2 separate regions of the Homo sapiens genome follow, and region 1 is linked to region 2. Evidence: read pairs that join two places in POLR2A ChIA-PET (ENCODE). Cell type or tissue: Caco-2. All regions are shown on one strand. Each heading gives the region's core, and the rest is flanking DNA. Links, peaks and the distances in the headings are about the cores only. Region 1 overlaps PRPF8 (pre-mRNA processing factor 8). Region 2 holds the start of SERPINF2 (serpin family F member 2).

Region 1 (2,904 bases), core at 216-2,715, 78 kb after region 2:
TTAAGGTAAAAGGTTAGATTATCAATTTTGGACCTTTCTCTTTTTTTTTTTTTGAGACAGAGTCTCGCCCTGTCACTCAGGTTGGAGTGCAGTGGCGCGATCTCTGCTCACTGCAAGCTCCGTCTCCCGGGTTCACGCCATTCTCCTGCTTCAGCTCCCAAGTAGCTGGGACTACAGGTGCCCACCACCACACCCGGCTAATATTTTTTTTTGTATTTTTACTACGACGCGGTTTCACCGTGTTTGCGAGGATGGTCTCGATCTCCTGACCACCACCTGATCAGCTTGCCTCGGCCTCCCAAAGTGTTGGGATTATAGGTGTGAGCCACCGCACCTGGCCTGGACCTTTCTCTTTTTCTTTTTTTTTTTTTTTGAGATGGAGTCTCACTCTCTCACCCAGGCTGGAGTGCAGTGGCGCGATCTCAGCTCACTGCAACCTCCGCCCTCTGAGTTCAAGCGATTCTCCTGCCTCAGTCTCCCGAGTAGCTAGGATTACAGATGCCTGCCACCGCACCCGGCTAATTTTTTTGTGTGTTTTTAGTAGAGACAGGGTTTCACCATCTTGGCCAGGCTGGTCTTGAACTCTTGACCTCGTGATCCACCTGCCTCGTCCTCCCAAAGTGCTGGGATTACAGGCGTGAGCCACCGTGCCCAGCTGACCTTTCTCGTTTTTTTTTGTTTGAGACGGAGTCTTGCTCTGTCGCCCAGGCTGGAGTGCAGTGGCGCAATCTTGGCTCACTGCAACTTCCGCCTCCTGGGTTTGTGTCATTCTCCTGCCTCAGCCTCCTGAGTAGCTGGGACTATAGTCGCCTGCCACCATGCTCAGCTAATTTTTTGTATTTGTAGTAGAGACGGGTTTCACCGTGTTAGCTGGGATGGTCTTGATCTCCTGACCTCGTGATCCACCCACCTCAGCCTCCCAAAGTGCTGGGATTACAGGGGTGAGCCACCGTGCCTGGCCAACCTTTCTCTTTTTCTAATAGTATTATTCACTTCTGTAAATTTTCCTCTCAGCATTGCTTTAGCTGCATTCCTCCCTTTTTTTTTTTTTTTTTTTTTGAGGCAGAGTCTCACATTTTCGCCCGGGCTAGAGTGCAGTGGCACGATCTCGGCTCACTGCAACCTCCGCCTACCCTGTTCAAGCGATTCTCCTGCCTCAGCCTCCCAAGTAGCTGGGATTACAGGTGCCCGCCACCACACCCAGCTAATTTTTTTTTGTATTTTTAGTAGAGACAGGTTTTTACCATGTTGGCCAGGCTGGTCTTGAACTCGTGACCTCGTGATTCACCCGCCTTGGCTTCCCAAAGTGCTGGGCTTACAGATATGAGCCATCGTGCCCGGCCCCATTCCTCACATTTTAATATGTTGTGTTTTCATTTTTATTTAGTTAAAAGTATATTCTAATTTCCCTTATGAGTTCATATTTCACCTTAGGTTGTTTCAAATTATGCTGTTTACATATTTGGGGGTTTCCCTTATTAGTTTCTGCTTTGATTCCATTATGATTAGGAAACATGTTGTATATGATCTTAGTTTTAAAAAATGTATCAAGATTTTTTTTTTAATAATTAATTCATTTAGAGGTGGGATCTCACTCTTGCCTAGGTTGGACCCAAACTCCTGGGCGCAAGCGATCCTCCTGCCTCAGCCTTCCAAAGAGTTGGGATTACGGGCATGAGCTACTGCACCTGGCTGAGGCTGACTTTTTGATGTCCTAGCGTACAGTCTCTCTTGGTGCCTGTCCTATGTGTGCTGGAAAATATCTGTTAATCTGTATTCTGCTATTGTTAGGTTGAGTGTTTTACAAACATTAGGTCCAGTCAGTTGGTTACATTGCTTAAGTCTTCTATATCCTTAGTGATATTTTTTGTATACTTCTATCGATTACTGAGGAGTATTAGAAATCTCTAGTAATCCCAGCAGTTTGGGAGGCTGAGGCTGGTGGATTGCTTGAGCACAGGAGTTCGAGACCAGCCTGGGCAACATAGCGAAACCCCATTTCTACAAAAAAAATACAAAAATTAGCTGGGTGTGGTGGTACACGCCTGTAGTCCCAGGTGCTTGGGAGGCTGAGGCGGGAGAGTCTCCTGAGCCTGGGAGGTGGAGGCTGCAATGAGTGGAGATGGTGCCATTGCACTCTAGCCTGGGCAACAGAGCAAGACCCTGTCTTGCTTGAGAGAAAGATCCAACTACAGCTGTGAGTTTATTGTCTTTCAGGTCCATCATTTTTGAAATTCTGTTATTAGTTACATAATGTATTTAGGATTATTAGGTCTTCTGAACGAGTTGACTACTTTATCGTATCAAATATCCCTCTGTATTCCTGATAACATTCCATGGTCTGAAGTCTTTGTCTTAATCAGTAGTGCCACTCCAGCTTTGTTTTGTGTTTGCATGGGTGTATTTTTCCATCTTTTTACTGTTAATCTGTGTCTTTGTAACTAAAGTTTATTTCCTATAGACAGCATATAGTTGGCTCTTTTTTTTTTTTTTTTTTTTTTTTTTTTTGAGATGGAGTCTCTTCCTTGGTTGCCCAGGCTGGAGTGCAGTGGCATGATCTTGGCTCAGTGCAACCTCTGCCTCCCGAGTTCAAGCGATTCTTCTACCTCAGCCTCCCAAGAAACTGAGACTACAGGCGCGTGCCACCACGCTCAGCTAATTTTTGTATTTTTAGTAGAGACGGGGGGTCTCACCATGCTGTCCAGGCTGGTTTCGAACTCCTGACCCCGAGGCCCGCCTCAGCCTCCCAGAGTGCTGGGATTACAGGTGTGAGCCACCATGCCCGGCCTTTTTATTTAAATCCAATTTGACAATGTTTGCCTTACAAATGGTCTAAATACCTCAATTAAGGTTAATGTAACTATCAATGTGGCAATGTAGCTCAGTTTAAATCTACCGTCTTAC
Region 2 (2,904 bases), core at 195-2,694:
TAATCCCAGCTACTCGGGAGGCTGAGGCAGAGAACTGCTTGAACCCGGGAGGCGGAGGTTGCAGTGAGCCGAGATCACGCCACTGCACTCCAGCCTGGGCGACAGAGCAAGACTCTGTCTCAAAAAAATAAATAAGACCATCTTTGTAAACCCTGAGTACAATGCTTGGCACTCCCCCGATGGCTGGGGTCAGCTTGGCTCAAGGCCACCTCTTCTGGGAAGCCTGCCCTGAAGCCTCCACCGCAGAGCTCCAACACAGAGCTCCTACCCAGCCTGCTGCATCCATTTAGCCTGTCTTTTTTTTTTTTTTTTTTTTTTTTGAGATGGAGTTTCATTCTTATCATGCAGGCTGGAGTGCAATGGCACGATCTCGGCTCACTGCAACCTCCACCTCCTGGGTTAAAGCGATTCTCCTGCCTCAGCCTCCCGAGTAGCTGGGATTACAGGCATGTGCCACCATGCCTGGCTAATTTTGTATTTTTAGTAGAGACAGGGTTTCTCCATGTTGGTCAGGCTGGTCTCGAACTCCTGACCTCAGGTGATCCACCTGCCTCAGCCTCCCAAAGTGCTGGGATGACAGGCATGAGCCACCACGCCTGGCCCCAACCCGTCTTTCTCAGGCTGGTCAGGTCTTGCCCACAAGGCTGGACATACCTGTGAGGCCCTGAGGTCTCACCATGGGTGGCAAGGCAGCCAGAGAGCTGCCTTTTGACCCAGCAGCAGAGCCCAGTGAATGACTCTGGCCAGAGCCACCTCTGCACTTAGGAGCATCACAGGCCTCTGCTCCAGGCTGGCTCTGGGAAGGGCAGGTGTTGGTCTCAGGAGGATAAGTCAGAGCAGGTCTCAGCTACCTCCAGCCCACCCCCATCTTGGGGCCAACCCTTCTGGAGGATCCTTTGGTCCCCCCGGCCCCACCCCCATCCCACACAAGAGCCCTTGGCCAGGGCCCCGACTCCGACCTGGGCATTAGAATCTTCTTGCCAAGAACAGGCTCCAGTTTTTCAAGTCCCAGAAGAGGCTGGGGAGTGACAGGCCTCCTGAATAAATCCCAGACCCCTCAGCCAGGGAGGCAGCTCCCTCCTCCTCTCCTACCCAAGGAGCAGGCCGAGCAGCCCCTCCCCTCATACCTCTGCGGGCTCCTTGCTGCCACACACAACGTTCCTCTGGCCCCACTTGGGTGCTCCTCACTCTCTGCCCAGGCTCCAGCTGGCCCAGCCCACCCCTCCCCTCCCACCAGGACCTTTACTCTCAGCCAACCCCTGTTCAGATTGCTTTCTCTTCTGGTAAATATTGACTTGCACATCCAGTTAAACATTGATCTTGAAGCCAGAAGCCCCTTTCCCACCAGGGCATCTAACCCTGAGGCAGCCACGCAGAACCCCCTATATTTGGGTCCCCCCCCCCGAGCCTGGAAAGAGAAAGTTCAGGAGGAGAGAGTTGAAGAGACTGGATCTGGCTAGCCAAGAGGGCGGATCCAGAAAGCACAGGAACCTAGCACTGTGTTAAGCCTTCCAGAGACCCCACGAGGTGTGGATTATCCCTGGTTCAGCCAGGCTCAGAGAGGCCATGTGACCTGCCCAAGGACACAGAGCTGGGCTGAGGCACATCCAGATTCTCACTCCCAATGTCCTTTCTTCTCCCAGAGAGCTGCCTCCCGCTCCTGAGGGGAGGAAAGGGGAAGCCACAAGAGCCTATGCAGAGAGCCCAGGATAGGAAGCCCACCCCCAACCTTCCAAGCCCAGGATCAGGTTGGCTGCCTTCAGACTGGGATGGAAGGCAGGGGGTGAGGGAGGAGAAATGAGAGGGACTCAACTTCTCCCACCGTCCTGCCACTCCAGAGCAATGTCTCTTTCCCCTACCCAAGAGCGAGGGTTCTGGAAACTGACCTGGGGCTGTATGAACCAGAAGCCTGGCAGCCCGTGCAAAGATCAGGCTGCTTCCCACCCTCACTGTCCGGCTCCTCACTCCCTGCATCAGGCTCCTTCCCACCCTCACTGTCCTGCTCCTCACTCCCTGTATCAGGCCCCTTCCCACCCTCACTGTCCTGCTCCTCACTCCCTGCATCAGGCCGCTTCCCGCCCTCACACCTGCTCCTCACTCCCTGCATCAGGCTCCTTCCCACCCTCACTGTCCGGCTCCTCACTCCCTGCATCAGGCTCCTTCCCACCCTCACTGTCCGGCTCCTCACTCCCTGCATCAGGCTCCTTCCCACCCTCACTGTCCTGCGCCTCACTCCCTGCATCGGGCCACTTCCCACCCTCACTGTCCTGCTCCTCACTCCCTGCATCAGGCCGCCTCCCACCCTCACTGTCCGGCTCCTCACTCCCTGCATCAGGCCGCCTCCCACCCTCACTGTCCTGCTCCTCACTCCCTGCATCAGGCTCCTTCCCACCCTCACTGTCCTGCGCCTCACTCCCTGCATCAGGCCACTTCCCACCCTCACTGTCCTGCTCCTCACTCCCTGCATCAGGCTCCTTCCCATCCTCACTGTCCAGCTCCTCACTCCCTGCATCAGGCTCCTTCCCACCCTCACTGTCCGGCTCCTCACTCCCTGCATCAGGCTCCTTCCCACCTTCACTGTCCTGCTCCTCACTCCCTGCATCAGGCTCCTTCCCACCCTCACTGTCCTGCGCCTCACTCCCTGCATCAGGCTCCTTCCCACCCTCACTGTCTTGCGCCTCACTCCCTGCATCAGGCCCCTTCCCACCTTCACTGTCCTGCGCCTCACTCCCTGCATCAGGCTCCTTCCCACCCTCACTGTCCGGCTCCTCACTCCCTGCATCAGGCCCCTTCCCACCCTCACTGTCCTGCGCCTCACTCCCTGCATCAGGCCCCTTCCCACCCTCACTGTCCTGCGCCTCACTCCCTGCATCAGGCTCCTTCCCACCCTCAGTGTCCGGCTCC

The links. ChIA-PET counts read pairs that join two places held together with the same protein. Peaks named below come from ENCODE experiments on the same cell type or tissue, not always from the same donor. Only the 100,000 strongest peaks of a DNase experiment are listed, where the experiment ranks them.
Region 1: POLR2A ChIA-PET joins it to region 2 with 6 read pairs; 2 of 35 experiments call an interaction of 5 or more read pairs at or near these places.

Annotation. Positions count from the first base shown.
Region 1 is chr17:1,663,315-1,666,218 of GRCh38, reverse strand. All of the region lies in intron 24 of PRPF8 (pre-mRNA processing factor 8), which reads left to right. Among named protein-coding and RNA genes, the nearest start is that of RILP, 15 kb to the right of the region's middle. In Caco-2, for the core only: no CTCF peak of the experiment used is centred there; no DNase peak of the experiment used is centred there.
Region 2 is chr17:1,741,132-1,744,035 of GRCh38, reverse strand. SERPINF2 (serpin family F member 2) reads right to left here and starts at 1,165. Exons shown (of 10, transcript NM_000934.4): 1 at 1,128-1,165. In Caco-2, for the core only: no CTCF peak of the experiment used is centred there; a DNase peak (open chromatin) is centred at 1,175; H3K4me3 peaks cover 706 bases.